Linked DNA regions of Mus musculus: region 1 is linked to region 2. The links are chromatin loops, found by intact Hi-C in ENCODE. Cell type or tissue: heart. All regions are shown on one strand. Links, peaks and the distances in the headings refer to the core of each region. The heading gives the core; the rest is flanking DNA. Region 1 overlaps Cacnb4 (calcium channel, voltage-dependent, beta 4 subunit). Region 2 overlaps Cacnb4 (calcium channel, voltage-dependent, beta 4 subunit).

Region 1 (10,037 bases), core at 726-8,725, 76 kb before region 2:
TCAGCCTCTCTCAGGGATGAGCCCTCTTATTGGTTATCCAATGCAAAATGAAACCATAGATACACAAACAACAAAAAATGGGATCAGCAAGTGATAACTACATATACATATATATTCTATTATTTATATGTGTGTATGTGTGAAACAAATATGATCAAAGAAAAAGGCTATTAACTTGAAAGTGTCAGGGTATGAGAAGGGTTCACGGGAAGGCACTTGGGAGTTAGAAAAGAGAGGAAAAAGTTGGGGAGGTGATACAATTCTATCTCAATTAAAAACATTAAAAAATAAATGTCATTCTAATAACAATAAGAAAATAAGATGGAAAGTGACAGACAAAGATGCAGTGTTGACCTCTAGCCTTCATATGGGAACTCATGAGCAGCTGTGCCCCTCCCCATGTGGACACACACACATAAATTCCACCCAAAACCACACACATGCATACATATACACACATATGCACACACATGCATGCACACATACACACACATACATACACACATATACACACATATGCAAACATGCAGACACATACATGCACATACATACACACATATACACACATATGCACGCACATGCACACACACACATGTACACACACACACACACACACACACACATTCAACAACAAAACGAAGACAGTCTCCTTAATAACAACTTGCTCTGATTGTGTAAGTACAGGCTCCTCTTGTAGACTTCGACCTTCTTCGCCAGGTCACCTCTCCAATAACTTGGTAGCTATAAACCTACTTGGGGACATAAATATTTCAATAAATATTTATGAAATAAATAATATTTATTGAAAACCAGTCCAAGGACACGTTTTCTTCATCCCAGGAAGCACAATAGCGCTCATGAACATTCCTGGGTGGGTGGTGTACACAGCTCCAATGCCAGGTTCTTCCAGGATGTAGCCTTAGTAATGCTATTGGCGCGCGCATCAGTTCGTGTACAAATTCAAGGCCTTCTTGGAGGGGGTTAACACTTATCAAGCCTAGTGTATTATCCTTCTCTTGTGTTAGCCATGTTTCTGAACAGCTACCAGTTACAGATCTTATATTCAAATAGCTCACCAGGGATGTTTTCTCATCTGACCTCACAGTGACCTTGGCGCCTGAGAGCCTGAAAGAGTTTTCATTACACAACGGACTGAAGAACACTCCTGGTGTGTGTCTGAGGGGAGAGTCGGTTTGGCAGCTACCTTGGCACTTAATGCTTGCCAACCTCTCAGCAAGCATGCTTGCCAACTTGGAGGGCCAGCAGTACTTTAGAATGTGTTTTGTTGAGTATAAACTTTGGAAAACATTTCAGCCAGTTTCTGCAAACTTTTCTAATCCCATGTGTGATCAGCATGTGGGCTTCAAGTCTAAGTCTGCTTTCTGTTTTCACTCGCTGGGGCACAAAAGTCATAAAGATTTGCAAGCGCGGAGGGCCCATGCTTGAATGTCCTATCTGCTAGTCTGTGTGAAGATCCCATGAGGTCTCTTGTGGAGCAGGGACCCTTTTCCAGATAACAGGTAGAAATATAACCTGTACCGTTAGGATGGCTGGCTTACTAGCATGTTTGTGTTCGGATGTGTTCCTTTAGATTTTATCAACTCATCGAGGCTATAAAAATGGTTCCTAGCTTCTGACTTGTGTGTGTGTGTGCGCGCGAGCGTGCGTGCGTGCATGTGTGTGTGTTTGGAGAGAGAGAGAGAGAGAGAGGGAGAGAGAGAGAGAGAGGGAGAATGTCCCTTTGTGTATAACTCACTCTTTAGTATCTCTCGTAATCTGTCTTCTTGGCCTGCGTACTTTTCACCTAAATGTTGGTCCATTTGTACCGTGCCCCCTTCTTCCTACAAACTCTGATTTGACTAAATTTCCCTCTCCTGCGCCATCTCTCCTGGACCCAAAGCTCCAATTATTGTCTCCAAGCACACACATGGGTTTTCTGAGTCAAACCTAAATAGGATCCACAAATTATTTTGTCTCTAAGAGTGCTTCTGGATATAGGTATGTACCAAAACTATGTTTCAGAGCCTGACCTTATTCGAGAGGCATCCTTGTCCTGACTTCTCACACTTCCGGAAGAGTGTACCAGAGTTGAGAACCTTGTGAGATCCACTCACACAGCCCTGCCAGTGGGCGCCAGGTGGTGATGACTGAATTTGGAAGCTGACGAAGGTGTCATTTTGACAGTTCATAGAACTGAGGTTTTGCTGTGTGCATGGCTTAGAAAACCATCTAGGCTGTAGAATCTTTTCAAGGCCTCTTTAGTGACACAGCTTGACCTAGTCTTTGGAGAAGTGAAAGTCACTCAAAGGGTGTTCCATGTTCAGTTCACACTGGCTAAGTGCTTGAGGGTGTCAGTGTCTCCTAGGACAACAGAATGAGTCCCCTTGAGTAACGTAAGAAATGATAGGAAGCATTGCATTTCTAACTTGACCTGTGGGCAGCATATGGCTTCCTTGGGAGCTGGCTTGCATTTGAATAACCCGAGAATCATGTTATTATGGTCTGGGAAGCAGCTATGTTATTTCTGGAGAGACCAGGAACTTTGTACTGAGAAGTCAGGGCCTTCCGGGGACCTCGTCGGAGGAACTCACCCTGGCAAGAGTTCTGGCCAGTGTCTGTTGTATTTGTTTTCGTGACATCATTTTACTAAGTCCCTCAAGTCTATAATTGCTTTAATGTTGCATTCTTCATCCTTGAAAGAAAAACTAATAAAGCAAGGAGCGAATGTGCGTTTATTGTTTCATACCCCCCCAGGGCGGGGGGGGAATGGGGGAAATGGAAGAGAAAAGCACTTTTTAAAAAATAACGAATCTAACATGGTGATGGCCCGTGCATGTAATCCTACTAACCTGTGGCTCAACGAACTGGAGTTCTGGGTCATTCTCAGGACAGCCTGGGCTACATGGGACTTTGTCTCAAGATACTTGCCCTCCTCCCCCTATCAGCATGTACAGTCTTATTCCAGGGCTGAGGAAATGGCTCAGTGAAGAAACGGCTTGCTGGCTAAACATGAAAATGTGAATTTGGATTTTTTGGCTCACACATAGCCAGGCACCGTAGTACCCACTTATAATCACGTTACTGGGTAAGGGCAGAGATAGGCAGGCTACAGGGGTTCCCTGTCCAGCCAGACTTGCTGAGAGATTGAGTTTCTGGTTCAGTGAGAGACCTCATTTCAGAAAAAAATAAGGTAGAATGTAATAGAGGGAGACATCCTGATGGCCACATGCTTGCACATGCATATACCATACACAAATAAGTCAAGAGAGTCTTAGCCTGAGGTCAAGCTGGCTCTTGGGGCTTCATGCATCCTCTCCTGGCTCACCTTCAACTTCAGCTCAGCTGAGATAGACAGTTCCTCCATGTGCAGCCTGCTTCTTTTACTTCTTGGAACTCAAAGGTTTTCTCCCTTGATGTCAGAAGAGCTTGCTTGAGCCAAGCCTGTCCTCAGATAGGACTGGTCACTTCCTCTCTGCCAATAGGGCAGGAGTGTTGACAGTTAAGTGCATCAGCCCGCTGTCCTTTGAGGGCAGGTTTTGTTACTTGGTGTGTCTCATGGCACCAAGCCCACTTGCAAGCTTTTGTAAGCAGCGATATACCCTTGGTTGGCCTTCCTTCTTTCTCTGATCCCATCTCTTGTCTCCCTCACTCTCATATCTTGTGATCTTTCTGGAAGACCTGAGGTTTCGCTCTCAGGGAAGGCAGATTGACAGCTACCATCCCAGGAAGATGAGGGAGCCAATACTAACACTTCTTTCAAACTCTTCTTTGAATTTCCTGGAAAGATAACTTTTTCAAGTGTAAAAAAAAAAAAAAAAAAAAAAAAGAAAGAAATTAAATTTGGAAGTCAGAAAGCCTGAAGGAGCGGATTCCGGTGCTTATTATTATGGTAGAGAAAGACCCTCAGACTCTCTGCTTTGGCCTGCAGGGTCTCTTTATTTTTAAATTTCTCATCTGTAGTTATTGACATGCTACTTGGCACGTTTTCAGAGTTTGACAACTAGAGTCCATTCCCAGTGCAGAACCATTTGTGTAAAATCATGTGTAAGAGGACGCAGTGGAGGGTTGTCTGCTCAACTGTGTGTCTCCAGGTAGATAAAGAATGGAAAGCGATTGTTCTGGTTGTTTAGGGCCAGCATGTGAAGATAGCCCCGAGAACACCGTAGAGCCATGCAAACAAGCTCCAGGGAAGAGCGACTCACCAGGCTGAACTCCGGTCAATCCAGGGTTGCTGGTTCTAGTTATCGATTAATAAGAGCCAAACTGGACCTCCAAAAATGGAATCACGGTTCTCAGAATCAAGGCTAATCTGGAACTAAAGTGTGCGTTAGTTAGAAGAGGTGAGTGGCTCACCTCCCAAGTTTGAAGGCCACAGCCTTTCCCAAAGGGCTTTTATGACAGTCATGTGTTGGAGATAATCTGAGCCTTATCACAAAGAGGCTCCCGTCAGAGACCTTCTGATGTTAGGACAGGTTTAAAGAGAAACAGGCTAAGCAGTTTTAATATAATTTGCTTTCTTATGCTTGCCATTGCAAAGTTAGTCTTACTAGGCATTGCCATTTCATACAGACAAACCAGCATTCCCAGTTAAAAGATAACATTTAAAAGGACATTTTATCCAGATATTCTCAAGGTTTCGGTGGTCCTACGTGCTGTCTTATTGAGCAGTTTTGAAGCAGCTCCTTGGTTTTTCTTTATCTCCTCGTAATGTAGCTGACTGATTACTTCCTTGTTCTGTTTGCTTGCTCACATGAAATTGCATCTCCTTAGGATCCATGATACATGTGCCCACAATGTTAGCCAGAGAGAGTATAAAACGAATCAGATGTGTTCAATACAAATGTTCTTTACCGATGGCGAAATTTAGTCCCAGACCTTGGAAAACTCTATTAAAGATGTTGAGTGAGACTGTCCAGCAGGTACTGTGGTAGTGGTCAAATAACCAAATATTGTGCTGTCCAGTGCCCGTCCTTCCTGGAGTTGAAGCTCTTCCTGGTGTGCCGGTTCCTGCCTGAGCCTGGGAAAGCCCACAGCAGACAGGTAATCCTAACTGAAGTGGTGGGGTGGAGCCACAAGATGGCTCCCTTCTGCAGGGCTTCCAGATAGAATTGTCTAGACTGATTTTCACATGACCCATGAGGGGGTGTGAAGAAGGTAGAGCATTTGTTTGAGGAAGGATGCTCAGGGAATGTGCTTAGACATCTGGGAGCACTTAAGTATAAGCACTGGGAACCCCAGCATGGGATGACCTGGAAGGCTGTATGGGGAACCATAACGAGAGATGGGGCTGGGCACACCAGAACGGGGCATCTTATCCCCAACCATGTTTTGAACTTCGCATTTAAAAGACAGTATTTGCTTATTTGTGTGTATGTGTGCACGCATGTCTTTGGACTTGTGAAGAGGTCAAAGGAAAACTTGAGGGAGCGAGGAAGTGCTTGCTCCTTCCACCACGCCCATGGATCAAACATAGGTAGGTCATTGGGGCAGCAACTTCCTTTAACCCCCAGGCCATCTTACCAGCCCAAGAGTTCACAATTTATCTCATAGATAAGGTACTGTGGTTACCATTTGAGCTGTCATTTGTTGACTGTGTTGATAGTCAAGATGTGCGTGGCATGTAAGGTTGCGGTATGACCAAAAAGGAGGTGTGAGCTAGGGAAGAGCCAGGAAGGAACTGGAGAAAAAGAGCATTCAGCAGTTGTTAGGGTGAAGAATAGCAAACTGGAGTTCAGTGGCAAGGAAGGTCAACAGAGTGAGGAATGGCTTTCACATTTCCAGCTGGGCAGATGGTATTATTCTTTGTTATAAACAGGGGCTCGATTTGGAAGAAAATGGTGATAAGTTTTTAACTGGACCTGACAAGTCCAACCTAGCTGTCAGACATCCAAGGAGGGATGTGTTCTGAGCAGCCAAATTGGTGGTTTTGGAAATCCAGATTTGACTAGGCATATCTACTTATGGAAGGTAGATCTCTGAAAATATTTGAGAGGTGGCCAGAGGCAAAGCCCCAACAAAGGAACTTGAAAAACCATGACCTGAGAGCTAGAAGCCAAGCCAGAGAGACATGCCACAGACACAGGGAAACAGGAGAATGTCTAGCAGAAGGGAGGCCAGCAGCACCAGGAGTCAGGTGAGGACTGTTAAACACGGTGACTGAGCTCACCTGTAAGCTTTGCAAGGGCGGTTTGAGTCAAGGTGGAGATGAAGGCTGGATTAGGATAAAGGAAGAACATGGGACAAATGAAGCCTTGTGGGCCAGTGGTAGTGATAGATACACTCTCAATATGGGCCGCGAAGGACAGGCAGACCGAGGTGTATGGCTGGAAAAGGAGCCAGGGAGAAGTGGTTGGTATATGAGATTAACGGGGTATTGGTATACTGCTGTGCATAAGTGAGGCTAGCCAGTTGTATTGAGAGAGCACTCAGAGTTTATGTTGAGGCTGATACTTTGCAGTTCTGAACACGGGTGGCTCAGACTGAAGAGGAGGAAGGAGACTTCTTGACAAATGGACTAGAAAGAGGCTTAGTCTTCTGGGCAGAACAGGAAGTTGACTCTTATGTTTACGACCTATGGAGCAGATTGTGAAATAATTTGTTCACAAATTGTCTGTTAGTGGCAAAAAGAGAGATAAAGAGAGAAAAAGACTGTGGAAGATTCCTGTGGCCGGAGGGAAGCCGAGGGCAGTTATGGATGGCGTGCCAGAAAGTCCTTTTGGGCTCAATGTTTGTGACTCCCTGGGAAGTCAGACATTGACACCTTCATGTCCAGCGTTATGGCATTTGGAGTGGGGGTCTTGGGATGTAATTAAGTCTTGAGGGTAGAGCTTCAAGATGGTATTAATGTCGGGGCCTACTCTTACGTGCAAATCCCATCACTTGAGAAGCAGGTGCAGAAGGATTATCTCAAGTTCAAAGTCAGCCTAGGTGATAGGGTGAATCCTGGGGTAGCCTGAGCCTTATATTGAGAGAGAGAGGGAGAGGGAGAGGGAGAGGGAGAGGGAGAGGGAGAGGGAGAGGGAGAGGGAGAGGGAGAGGGAGAGGGAGAGGGAGAGGGAGAGGGAGAGGGAGAGGGAGAGGGAGAGGGAGGTGTTAGTGTCCTCTCTATACCCTGCTGCCGAGGCACCAGGAGAAAGTGCAGCGAGCACCTGGTATGAGTTTTCAAACTGCCACTTCTTTCCATCCAGAGTCAACTGCAGTCTATAGGCCAGGGACTATGGGCCCTTTTATTATCTGGTTTACAGTGGAGTTTACAAGAATATGAAACTGCAGGTAGCCTTTGCAACCTACCTTGAACCTCACATCCATCTTCAAACTGCCAATTATGCCTTTGCATATCAGAAAACAAGTTTTTACAAATTAGTCTTTGCTCTTTCTTTCTTTCTCTCTCTCTTCCTTTCTCTCTCTCTCTTTCTTTCCTTCCTTCCTTCTTTCTTTCTTTCTTTCTTTCTTTCTTTCTTTCTTTCTTTCTTTCTTTCTTTCTTTCTTCTCCTCTTCTCTGTGTAGCCAAGACTGTCCTGGAACTCACTCTATAGATCAGGCTGGCCTTGAACTCAGAGATCTTCCTGTCTCTGCTTCCTGAGTGCTGAGATTAAAGGAGTGTGCCACCACTGCCTGGCTGAGTCTTTGCAGGTATTTTTTTTTTTTTTTTTTTTTTTTTTTTTTGATAACGGCTCAAACTGACTAAAGTGAGAGGCTGGAAGGTGGCCTGAGGTAATCTCTGTAATGTGAGTAGCTGGGATTTCCTTCATCTGTCTGTTAGCCGCCTCAGCATAGTACGGAAAAGGTTTTTGATTTCGTGTGAGTTGGTGAAATGGGAAAAGCCCATGTACTGAATCAAAGCATGGGTGGGTAAGGCCTGGAGGGACCCGTGGGGTGAGAACTGCGGAAGGAGGGGAATTGAGAAGGCAGTTAGAGGCATGATTGGAGTTTTATCCTTGGACAAGAAGCTGGGTTTGTCTGTCCCTTTGATGTTGTCTGTTGTCCTCTTTGATTTTTGTTTGGGGGAAAAACCATACACGATGACATTAATCTACAGTTTATAAACTCCAGTAACTTTTCAGGAAGATTTCTAATTTACTCTGATTTCTAGACTAACTGTATCCTCGTCGTCCAGCCTTTCAGACCGCTGTGTTTCAGTTGGTGATAGATTATTTGGTAAGGAAGAGAACATTGAAAAAAGATCTCGTGGACTCAGAATTTTAAGAGAGAAGCCCTGTCTCTGATGGTTATGTGTAAAGAGTTGTTTTTAGCGAGATTATCTGAGCAGCCGAAGATGGATAGTGCATAGTGAAAGAGACGTTGTCACTATAAATGGAAATCTACAAAAGGGGAGCCGCTGAGCTTGGTGGGCCCCACCGGCCCTGTGAATCACTCTCCTGCACGCACACCCTTACTCAGTTATCTGAGCTAGCAGCTTCTGAAGTGGCACTAAATTTAGACAGTAAAATAAAGGAAGAGAGGGGAGAGGGCGGGTGTGGTGGTTTGCGGTGACACTTGCCAGTGCTTAGGTGTGAAGGTGCGACCTTGTGACTTGCAGTCTCGGGTGTGTGTCCTGTTTGCTACTTTCAGCACCAGAGCTGGTTGTCTTGCTAATAATGCCCCTTTAATTTAGCTCAAAGCACCAGAGAGACTCCCTTCCTTTGGAATGTGTCACCGCAGCTGATGGTGCTTAGTGCTGTGCCTTGGTTTTTCCTGGCCTGAGGCTTTTTTTTTTTTTTTTTTTTTTTTTGAGGGTGATGTCCATGGAAGAAACAACCCAACCTCAGGCAAAGTAGTTTCAACCAAGCGAGCCAGTTGAAGTACCCGCTGGACTGCAGCTGTATATCTTAAAGAATGTTTATTGCAACATGAAGATTTAATTTTTCAAGTTCAGATAGCCTATCCACCAATTGTCAGTTAATTCTTCGGTTGGCATACTGACGCCGGAGCATGGTGGTAATTTTCCAGAAAGGACACAAGAATTCACTGGAACCCCCATTTTATTTACCAAAGTAAAACCAGTCCCTTGCTCTTCTTGCTGGGAAATCAAGTGCAAATTTTCCACAGTCTTTGGCTCACCCATGCCCTCTGACCCAATAGTTACTGCACACACACGTTGTCAGCACTTACATTTCTCCCCTATCTATTCTTCCATGACGGGTTCTGGGGTAGTAGGAGTGGCCACGTTTAGCACCTGAGAGGAGAAGGAAGAAACATAAAAATAACTCATGAAGAGCTCCCCGTGCTAGTGATTGCTAAGAGTTCATTTAGACCCCTCATCCTCCTAGGATGGTAGCTGTCAATCTGCCTTCCCTGGTCTGGTCCCTCTGCTTGTCCCACCCAGGGAGGAATTGTTTGCAGCTACTACACTTGGTCCAGCACAGCGGAAGTAGCTGATTGCCTGGGCTTTTCTTATGCTAGTAGATACCAGCTAAATAGATTATGCCACTGTTGACAGGCAGATAACTTTTCCCTATCTCCTTCTCTTTATTCTCCCTGGAGTGTTAGACAACCTAGTTTGAAGAGTGTGCAGAGGTGAGCTCCTTCCATTTCAGGTGGAGTATGCTACATACAACATCACCTTCAATAGCCACAGACGGTTCCAGTGTGCTTAACAGGGGGGCATAAGTGGCAGTTTGAAGATGCATGGGGGATTCAAGGTGGGTTGGAGGACCCACTGTGGTTTCATATTTGTGTAAACTTCACTGTAAATCAGCAGTTAATAGGGACTCATATGCCTGGCCCACAGACTGCAGAAGAGTCTCTGTATTGAAAGAATTGGCAGTTTGAAAATTCATACCAGGCGTGCTCATCTTCTCTGTGTCAACACTTCAGCTAGGCGCTGGGTGCGTCGCCGTTTAGATGACTTCCTTTTCCTGTAAAGGAAGAACGTTCTTAGAAATGAGACTAACAGCCGTGATCAAGGTTGTATCACGGAGGAAATGGCGCTTTTACAGGCTGATGCTTCACGGATGTATGGTCAGACCCGTGGAGCAAAATTATACTTTTGGGAATAAAAAACAAATGTCTTATTCATATACTGATGACTGTATGCC
Region 2 (10,037 bases), core at 674-8,673:
ATCTGTTTTCTATTGCTATAGCAGACTGGGTAGAGAGAGGCAGAGGCAGAGACAGAGATAGAGGCAGATAGAGACATGCAGAGAGAGACACGGAGGCAGAGGTATACAGAGAGGCAGAGACAGAGATAGAGGCAGTTAGACAGAAACATGTAGAGAGAGACACAGAGGCAGAGGTACACAGAGAGGCAGAGGCAGAGACAGAGAGACAGAGACAAAGATAGAGGCAGATAGACAGAGACATGCAGAGAGAGACACAGAGGCAGAGACCTACAGAGAGGCAAAGACAGAGAGACAGAGGCACATAGAGAGACAGACAGAGAGACATACAAAGAGACAGAGTCAGAGACAGAGATAGAGGTAGATAGAGACATGCAGAGAGAGAGACACAGAGGCAGAGATATACAGAGAGTCAGAGACAGAAAGACATACAGAGAGAAACAGAGAGAGAGAGACAGATAGAGAGACATACAAAGAGACAGAGACATACAGAGAGACAGAGTCAGAGACAGAGTGGTCTTCCCTCACAGTGTTTTGTTTTTGTTTTTGTTTTAAATTTTAGTTTAGAAGCAAAGGTCGTATGCACCCAAGGCTGGCCTTGAACTCTTGATTATCCTGTGTCTACCTCCAAAGTTCTGGGATTCCAGTTCTTACTACTGTGTCTATTTCACAGTTTTAGAGTCTGAGAAACCCAAGTCCAGCATTAGCTTGGCTTCTGTTGAGGGGATCTTGCTATGTCATGTTAAGGCAAGACATAGACAGTGGCACAGTCAGAGAAAGAGAGAGAGAGAGAGAGAGAGAGAGAGAGAGAGAGAGAGAGAGAGAGAGAAAACTAAAATATAGCAGTGGAAGACAAGTATGCTTTTATACCCCTACTGGCTTCAGCCCAGGAAAACTAGAACTCACTCAAAGAAGAAGGCATTGATCCAGTCACAGGAGTCTATGCCCATGATCCAAATGCCTCCCCCAGCATTGAATTAATAACATAGAAGCTTCTGGAGGGCAAACTCAAACAATCGCAGTTTGGTTCATGACAAAAGGTTGGTCTGAGGCAGGTGGGTTATCTGGTGTTATCCCACGGGGCCCAGCACAATCACTGGAGTTGGGTATAGTCTAGATCTTAAGAGTTCCTAAACTCCACATGTTAAAGGTTTGGTGCCTAATTGTGAGGTGTGGAACTGTTCAAAGGTTGGACTTCCTGGATGGCTCTTGAGTTATTGTGAGCATAAAAGGGATAGTGGGATCCTGCCTCATCCGATTTTCTTCCTGACCACAAGACAAGCAGCCTTGCTCCAACGTGTGCTTCCATCATGCACTCCTGCCATGATGAACTGATTCTCTTCAAGCAATAGGGCCAACCAGCCATGGACTTGACACCTCCAAAACCATGAACCAAAATAGTACTTTCTACTTATGAATTCATTTATCTCAGTAGTGGATGTCTGCCTAATACAGAATCCTTGTAAGGGACAGAGGGGGAGAGAGCACTGTGATAAAGACTCAGCTTTTTCTCCTTCTCCCCCTCCTCCTCCTCTTCCTCCTCCTCTTCTTCTTTCTTCGTTCTTCTTTCTTCTTTCTCCTCCTCCTCCTCCTCCTCCTCCTCCTCCTCCTCCTCCTCCTCCTCTTCTTCTTCTTCTTCTTCTTCTTCTTCTTCTTCTTCTTCTTCTTCTTCTTCTTCTTCTTCTTCTTCTTCTTCTCTTCCTCCTCCTCCTCCTCCTCCTCCTCCTCCTCCTCCTCCTCCTCCTCCTCCTCCTCCTCCTCCTCCTCCTCCTCCTCCTCTTCTTCTTCTTCTTCTTCTTCTTCTTCTTCTTCTTCTTCTTCTTCTTCTTCTTCTGAATTGAAGGAATGGGTTTGTGAGTCAGGAAAGGCAGGTGGTTTACAGGAATCAAAGGCAAAACAGATTCTCCCTGGGGACCTCCCAAGGAGCATGCCTGTCCTGACACTTTAATTTTAGGCCAGTAAAACTCACATTTGCCCATCCCGTCCTCCCTTTCTTTTAGCACTGGAAATGTCATTAGTCTTATAAACCCTTCATTCCTCCCTTTGTCCCTTTCCTGGACCCTCCCTCTCTAGTTTTTGTTTTTTGTTTTTTTTTTCTGTTTGTTTGTTTTGTTTTTTGAAATATGGTCTTGCTATGTAACCCTGGCTGGCCTAATACTATGTAGCGCAGGTTGGGTTCAAATTCGTGACAATCCTCCTGACTTTGCCTCTCTAGCGCTGGGATTTCAGACCTAAGCTACTATGCCTGGCTCCGTTTCTGACTTCTGACTCTCCAGAATTATGAAGTAACAATCTGTGTTGGCTTAGACCACTGGCTCCTGGTCGTTTGTTCAGGCAGCAGTAGCGAGGAGAGATGAAATGGAGCCTGCTGATGAGCACTGCCTCAGCTGCTGCCATCCACATGGCTTTTTAACAAGGTTTATCAACTGATGCTTGTAATTGTCATTGATGGTAGATTATGAAATTAGGGCTTGCCGGGCAGTGGTGGCTCACACCTTTAATCCCAGCACTTGGGAGGCAGAGGCAGGTAGATTTTTGAGTTCCAGGACAGCCTGGTCTACGGTGTGAGTTCCAGGACAGCCAGGGCTACACAGAGAAACCCTGACTCAAAAATCCCACAAAAAAAGAAAGAAAGAAAGAAAGAAAGAGAGAGAGAGAGAGAGAGAGAGAGAGAGAGAGAGAGAGAGAGAAAGAAAGAAAGAAAGAAAGAAAGAAAGAAAGGGAAATAAATAAATTAGGGCTTGTTTCTAAAGGATATTGTTTGTAAAACTGTCAGTTTCCTAAACTAATCAGATATGTTTTAACTTGGCAAAAAAAAAACCCTACAGATTCTAAGGCCAGTTTTCAGACTCTTGAAGATGCATCGTAGCCTAGGCACTTAGCATTGTTTTGCCTGCTTAGTATTATCACAGTCAGAATGCGTGTTTTAGTGGACATTCTTTCCTGGTAAACTAAAACACCAAATTATACATTATAGTACATATATTTGTCTATGCTATCCAATATGCCTATGTTATACGTAGATGATAAGTATCAGACTTAGAGTTAATAAGTCAATATCTGAGCTGGCTCTGAAGACCCCAGACTGTTGAGGTTAAAGAAAAGGAAAGAAACATGAAGCTGTTTGGTTACAACCGTCTTATTCCTCTCCATTAGTATTCACTCAGGAACAACATATTCCAGTTTCTAATAATTTCTAAATTGCTAGGTCACTCACTGAGTACGGCACCAGGATCACCAAACAGAGGAGAAGCGAATCAGAAGGCATTTGTTTTGGAGATCACAACCTCTGCAAGAGGCTTTGTTGCCGTAGTTGGTGCTCATCACGGACAGGAAGGAAAACAAGATAGCGATAATGCAGGCTGGGACAATGTTTTCAAAGAAAGTTCAGGTTCTTACTTTTGCACAGGAAAAATTCCAGTCTGGGCACTTGGGTGGCTTTGGAGTTGATTTGGCAGGGGCAGGGAGAATAAAGAAGGATAGAGCACAGAAAAGCTGGGATTGGGTGGGCTGCAGGCTCCAGTGGAGGTTCACCAGCAGTAGCCTGGAAATTCACAAGGAGATGGGTTTAGCTAATCTCTGTTGTAGGTCTGTGCAAGGAAGCTTTTCAGATTGCCGACACTAAGGAGGAAGCTGTGGCTGATAGTTTCTGCATACAGTGGTTTAAATACTGTACATGGATCAGAGGAAGGCTTTGTGTGTGTGTGTGTGTGTGTGTGTGTGTGTGTTATTTGTACTTGGAGCTACCACCTCCTAAAAGTGTGAAAATTAAGAGGGATCAGGTTGTGGGAGGAGAAAGTAAGGACGGACAGCCCAGCATTTGTGATGTGGAGGCAAAGGGGAAAGTTTGGGGCTGAAGGCCTGAGGGGTCACTGTTACTACTGGCTCTATCACAAACCACTTTATAAGGGTGAGTGTTTCTGAAACATGCTGTGCCTAAGGCCTTTGTTCAGTAACTTTACCATGGAGGTGAGTGCCTTCATATCCAGAACTTTATCCAGCCTACCCCCTTTGATTAGAGAGAACTCCCAGAAGGCCTGACTAAGCCTGGTCCCAGAGCAGTTGAGAAGTGAATCCCTTAGCACCTGGGAACTGAGGCAGCCCTGGCCTGGAGCCCGTCTTCATAGTCAGCTCAAGTTGAACCCTTCCACGGTTCCCAGAGCTCCAGGCAACACAGATTCAGTCATCTACCTTTTGGTTTGGGGAAACACTTTTCAACCAATTACTATTCGAATCTGTTGTGGGCAAACAGAAAGCTTTTGAATTTTGCAGCCTCTGCACACAGAGTAAAGATAGAGTGCACATGCCTTTGTCAGCTCTGACGGCTATGCCCACACCAGTGTGTGCTCCTGTATCACCACACAAGCTAGGCATGGATGCCTGCCTGCCTGCCTGCCTGCACGCTAGCCACAGGCCTGGCAGTTATGCTCAATGTATTTATAGGTTCAGTAGCCAGGGAACATTGGTGCTGTTATGTAACTCTGGAAGCTCTCTGTTTAGGGAAGTGGCCTTATTAGAAAGAGAGATGCTGCTCAGGGACCCAGTGTTGGTATTTTCTGGTACAGCTGAGGCAGCTGCCGAGCTGCCTCTGCTAAGCTAGCAGCGGAAGGAAAGTAAATGGGTCTCCAGAGACATCCAGATTTGTCTCCCGCTCACTACAGGCCTGCCGCTCTCTTTACTTGATGTAAGACATTTGGAGAGGAAGACATAATACGCGCTTGCCAATTCCATTATGCCCAGTGTGTGATTCCGTGCTTAATGCATATTTTGACTGGCTGAATGCCTGCTATATTAAACAAAACTAATGCACAGCTGTATGGCAACAGGAAGACATGGGCCATGTCTGTTCTGGCAGAGAAAGTAAATTTGAGGTATATATCTTAGGGAGAAAACTATAGCACCTGTATTTCCCTACCCTGCCTATCCTGGGTTTTGTTTCCAAACATTCGTTTCTGCCATGTTGAGAAGGGGAGGTACAATGGCGGTACGGTGGAGCTCCCGGTCAGCTCCCAGAATGCTTTCCGAGTTGTGCACAATGCGTGTAGACGAGAAGAGCAAGCAGAGTACACCAGAGCTTGGTTCAGATCCCAGCGCAGCCTCCTCACTCTGCCTCACGACTTCCGACTGTGTGCTTATCTCGGACTGAGCTTTGATCAGTCTTCTGACCTACTTATTCTTTTTTAGCCCATTGCCAATACATTTTAGACTCAAGTTCACCATGGGGTCGTTTGGAACTTCAAAGTTAGACCCCAGAGCAGATGGACATCCCACAGAGAGTCAGCCAGTCTTGCTAAAGCCTTCCAAATGGGCAAGTCACCTTTTAATCCAGTGTGGCTTCATTCTTTCACAACGGGGCACTATTCCGGACATCTGAGGACTGTTGACTGACGGTGGGTGAGAATCCACATTCAACCTGTCTTCTTATTGACGTGTTTGTGCCAAAGGCAAGCTGAGTTCCGTTAGCTGATTGTTGCGAATCTGACAGCATAAGTAGCTTTCCAAATGACTCCTCTTAACTTTGAACAAATAACTTGCTCATTAAGACAGGGTGGCATTTAAGTGCCAGAGTCTCTGAACTTTGGGACTCTTGGTTTTTCATGCCAGATCCTTTTCCTCTGGGCCTGTCCTGTGGACTGTAGCACATTTGCAACATCCTTACTTCTACCAAGCATCTTGTATTATTATTTCTTCTTCCTCTTCTTCCTCTTCTTCCTCTTCTTCCTCTTCTTCCTCTTCTTCCTCTTCCTCCTCCTCCTCCTCCTCCTCCTCCTCCTCCTCCTCCTCTTCTTCTTCTTCTTCTTCTTCTTCTTCTTCTTCCTTCTCCTCCTCCTCCTCTTCCTTCTCCTTCTCCTTCTCCTCCTCCTCCTCTTCCTTCACCACCCCCCCCCCCCGCTGTCATTCCTACCCAACTTCACATGTTCATATTTTTAAACCCACAAAGTCCACTGAGAGCTGCCTGTCTGTGTATGGATGTATAGCCACCTACCCTGGATCATGGGTAGCCTCTCAGAGGCTACATTCTTGAACAATACTGACATCTCCCACCCGCCCCCCCCCCCTGCAGCCATCAGTTGCCAATGGCTCCTCAGATAAGGGTGGGTCTCCCTGAGCCCCTCCCCCTTGGGGATAGGATTTTGGCTGGCATGATCTCATATAGGTCTTGTGCCTGCTATCCTTGAAAATCTCCCCTTGACTGTCTGTCTCCCCATGGGTTGACCCAGATTTCTGTGCCGTGATCTTTGTAACTCTTTCATCACTTGTAACCCTTCCTTCCTTGGTTCCCAGGGTCTTCCGCATCCCTTCATGTGGCTGATCCCTGCGACCTAGCAAGGCTAAAGGGTGCCAGGGAGGTACTTGGGAGGCCGATTTTAGCAGCCCTGTCCTGAGAATGCCTGCTCAGGTATTCTGAGTGGCCTTAACCATCCCGACTGTTGCAGCAAGACTAAAACCTCCCTTCTCTATCATCAGGCAAAAAAAAAAAAAAAAAAAAAAAAAAAAAAAAAAGCACAACTTCTCTTTGCCTTCAAAATGGTCCCTCCATGGTGTCTGCTTTCAAACTTCCCAAAGTGCTCAAGTTCACCACCTTGCCCTAAATACATCACTTTTTATCCTGTAAGGCCTGGAACATGGATAGCAGCAGCAAATGAGCACCTTATTTTCTGCCGTTAGTGCCCGGTGCGCCTGGAAAAGTCCTTTGCTGAAAGGCGGCTCTCCTGGTGCCTTGTGCCTGTCTCCCTATGCCTTCCTTGCTCGGGCTTCTGGAGCAGCAGGTGCCGTCTTTACTTCCTCATCTGCAGTCCTTGTTTCTAACCCAGACCACCAAAGCCCCTTGAGGAGGATTTGAGGACTTTTGATCCACCCATGAGCCCTCTGAAACACAAGTGCATGATGCTCTTTATTGCTGGGTCCAGTTTGCTATTTCTCTGTCTCAGTTTCTTTTAATTAAAAATGGTGCGCTGACCTGATTGAAGTATTCTTAGCCTTAACCTCAACTCATAGCTGTGGTGCGTTTGAAGCAGCGCTTGACTTGATGGCTTCCCTGGCCTGTCTGTCACACGTGGAATGAAGGAGACAAAATGGCAAAAATGGCTGAGATGTTGGATTGGAGCAGCTTTATTCAGGATCTATTAGTATTTGAGTTTTAAAAGCATATACTCAAAGTAATAATGCTATCCTGAATCTCAGGGATTATAAAAGAAATCAGAGAACACTGGTGAAATCTGATAAATGCTTGAGATTTTATTAAAAATGAGGATCCAGGGCTGGAGAGATAGATGGCTCAGCAGTTAAGAGCACTGGCTGCTCTTCCAAAAGACCTAGATTCAATTCCCAGCACCCATGTGGCAGCTCACAACTGTAACTCCTGTCCTAGGGACTCTGATACCCTCACACAGACACATGTGCAGTCAAATCACCAATGTGCATAAAATAAAAATTAAATTAAATTAAATTAAAAAATAATAATAAATGAGAAGCCAATATCATTTTTTAAAGTTGTGATATGTGAGACTTGGTTATCTAAGGTGTCTAACGTTACAGGAGGGGAATCTAAAATTATTCAGAAATAAAAGGTTTATTTTTAGTGATAGCAAATATTTCTCTCTAAGGTGACTTGGGCCACTTCTATTTCTTTGGCAGTCAGTATATTAAAGATTTGATCGTGGAAACGCTGTTAACATGAAATGTGGCTTTATGCAGACATCTGTACCTGTCTAATTGCAGTTTAGTGTCCTCGCTCGTGGTCTTTCTTCTGTTTCTCCCGCATCTACAAGTTAGTTCCTCATTCATGTTTCAATAAGCACTGATACTGGCAAGTACGGGCTTAACCTCAAGGAAAAGAGATGAATCCACTCTGCAGTCCGAGGGTATGTAAGGTGGGGGCTGGAGATCCGCAGACCGGAGACAGCTAGCACATAGCACAAGCACAGGAATGGCGTATGCTCCCTAAGGCATGAGTGCCAACTGAGCTGGTCTATGGGGAGCACTCTGAAGGTGACGCACCCTTGCTTTCAACACATTGCAGGCATTGGGATGAAAGTACTGACGCTCATGTAGGTGGTAAAACCTCTCTATCTGGGGCATTTGGGGAGTGAGGGAGCTACTGGCTTGTTAGCTTAGCACAAGGGGAGCTGGTGAGTGGGCCTAGGGTGGAGCAAGGTGAAGCTGGGCAACTAGGAACTGTCTTAGGCCTATCACACCCAACAGTGCCACTCATTGCTGGGCTAAGACTGGGCCCTCACTCTTTAGAGACAAAACAGCAACAGAATCCCCAACCTAAGCATTTTCTCCCTCTTTACTCTCATCAATTACAGCGTCTCGGGTGCTTCCTAAAAATACAGTAACTCTGACAAAGATGAACTTTCCATGAAAGGCCCCAGGGGTTGGGAACACTGATGTATTTTTGAGCTTATATAGGTATTAATGCTCAATAATGATTTCTACTTAGGCAATAACACAAAGGGCAATGGTTTTTTTTTTCACCCCTGCAAAACAGTGAGACATGATTTTTTTCCCTCTTCTCTATTCACAGGGAAGCCAATGTCCAAAACCACTTCCTAATTTTAAAAACTCTGTGCTGAAGTGAGTGATGCTCCTCTCAGGGGGGTGGGGGGGTGGGTTTCTTCTCTTTAAGCTTTCTGACACCATGGTCTGTGCTTCAGTTGGGACCAAGAATAAACATGCATCTGAGTAATTTTTATCGGTGTAGTGTATCCCTAATTTTTACTAATGCCCCTTGATTTCCTTATCTGTTTGTTTGTTTTGAGGAAAATGCCAGTTTTCACATTCTGAGTCTTCTCGCCTTTGCTAGAAGCTGCCAAGTAGGTAGGTGAGAGTGTGATTTGGCTGCTGCAGAGCTGAGGACGAACTTGACAGAAGAAGTAGAATATTCTCCCGCAGTACAAGTGGTTTCAGAGCTTGCTTCAGACAGAAGATGATATATCTGCGTGTGTGGTCACTGATTGGATCCTGGCATGTAGGCTTCCCTGCCCTGGATGTCTACAGATCTCAGCACCACTTAGTCATTTGCTCTATGCTGAGCCTTTCTCCGTCAGGGACGATGCTATAGGCTGTGAGAAATGTCACTTATGGGGTAAAGGCACTGTGGTGCTATGGCAACTTGTACTTGAAGAAGCCAATAAGCTCAGCTTGACATCCACTTTCTATTGTAAAGTCTAAACCATATGTGTAACCGTTGTGTTGTTAAATTAGTTTACACATGCTCACTCCTGCACGTGTGCATGCATGCATGCATAGCCTTAAAGAGAGCGCAATGTCTGCCTAAGGCTTGTAAACACTTGGCTATGACAATCAGACCATCCTCTTTGTGACTGTGAGACGTTCTCATCTGCTGCAAAGCAAGTTAGATTTCAGTCTGGGAGATGATTGACATATGGAAAGTGTGTTTCGGGTGAAGGTAACGTGCATTTCATATTATTCACAGCATATGAGAAATTGTAAACATAAAGTGCAATATATTAGCAAACAGCCTGGGGACAATCAACTGGCTGGTAAAGACCCCATTTTGGGGGAAGGATGTCAGGGTTACAGGCCTCCTGGGCATGGGGCTGAATCCTCTGTTTTCCTGGAGTATCTTAGGCGTGTATTTAAGAACATAGTATCTGGCATGCATTTGCACCATCCCAGAGGCTTGCAGCCCAGATAAGCTGCACCCTGTTCAGTCTTTATTATTTGATTGCAGGCTGTGGAGGAATTGTAGCTGTCTAGTTCTCCCTTGGGTTATCTGCTGTACATTTTATGATGTTTCATTGGGAGATGTAGCATGGATTTTAAATGTAACATCTCCTTCTACAAAACTAAAGTCTTCTTGGAAGCCGGACAAAAGTATTACTTTGAATTTGGACCCTCAAGTTATTTTATTACTGTCTGCACGTGGGCTGTTTCAGAGCTCACTGATGTATGGAATGTACCCATCTGGTTAATATAACAAATGAGGAACCAGGATAGACTCACGTTTGTGATGACAGTAACCAACGGGGCGGCTTTTGTAAGTTACTCAGTGGTTGCTCCATGCCGGGAGG

Evidence for each region. Hi-C counts contacts between places; a loop is a spot of excess contacts. Peaks named below come from ENCODE experiments on the same cell type or tissue, not always from the same donor. Only the 100,000 strongest peaks of a DNase experiment are listed, where the experiment ranks them.
Region 1: a loop joins it to region 2, with 2.2 times the contacts of the local background. A loop is called at or near these places in 3 of 42 quality-filtered maps.

The regions. Positions count from the first base shown.
Region 1 is chr2:52,570,184-52,580,220 of GRCm38, reverse strand. The region is part of intron 2 of Cacnb4 (calcium channel, voltage-dependent, beta 4 subunit); the gene reads left to right. Among named protein-coding and RNA genes, the nearest start is that of Cacnb4, 100 kb to the left of the region's middle. In heart, for the core only: a CTCF peak has its summit at 5,070 (motif pointing right); DNase peaks (open chromatin) are centred at 1,140, 3,470 and 8,460; H3K27ac peaks cover 2,672 bases.
Region 2 is chr2:52,494,513-52,504,549 of GRCm38, reverse strand. All of the region lies in intron 2 of Cacnb4 (calcium channel, voltage-dependent, beta 4 subunit), which reads left to right. Among named protein-coding and RNA genes, the nearest start is that of A430018G15Rik, 75 kb to the right of the region's middle. In heart, for the core only: no CTCF peak of the experiment used is centred there; a DNase peak (open chromatin) is centred at 4,559.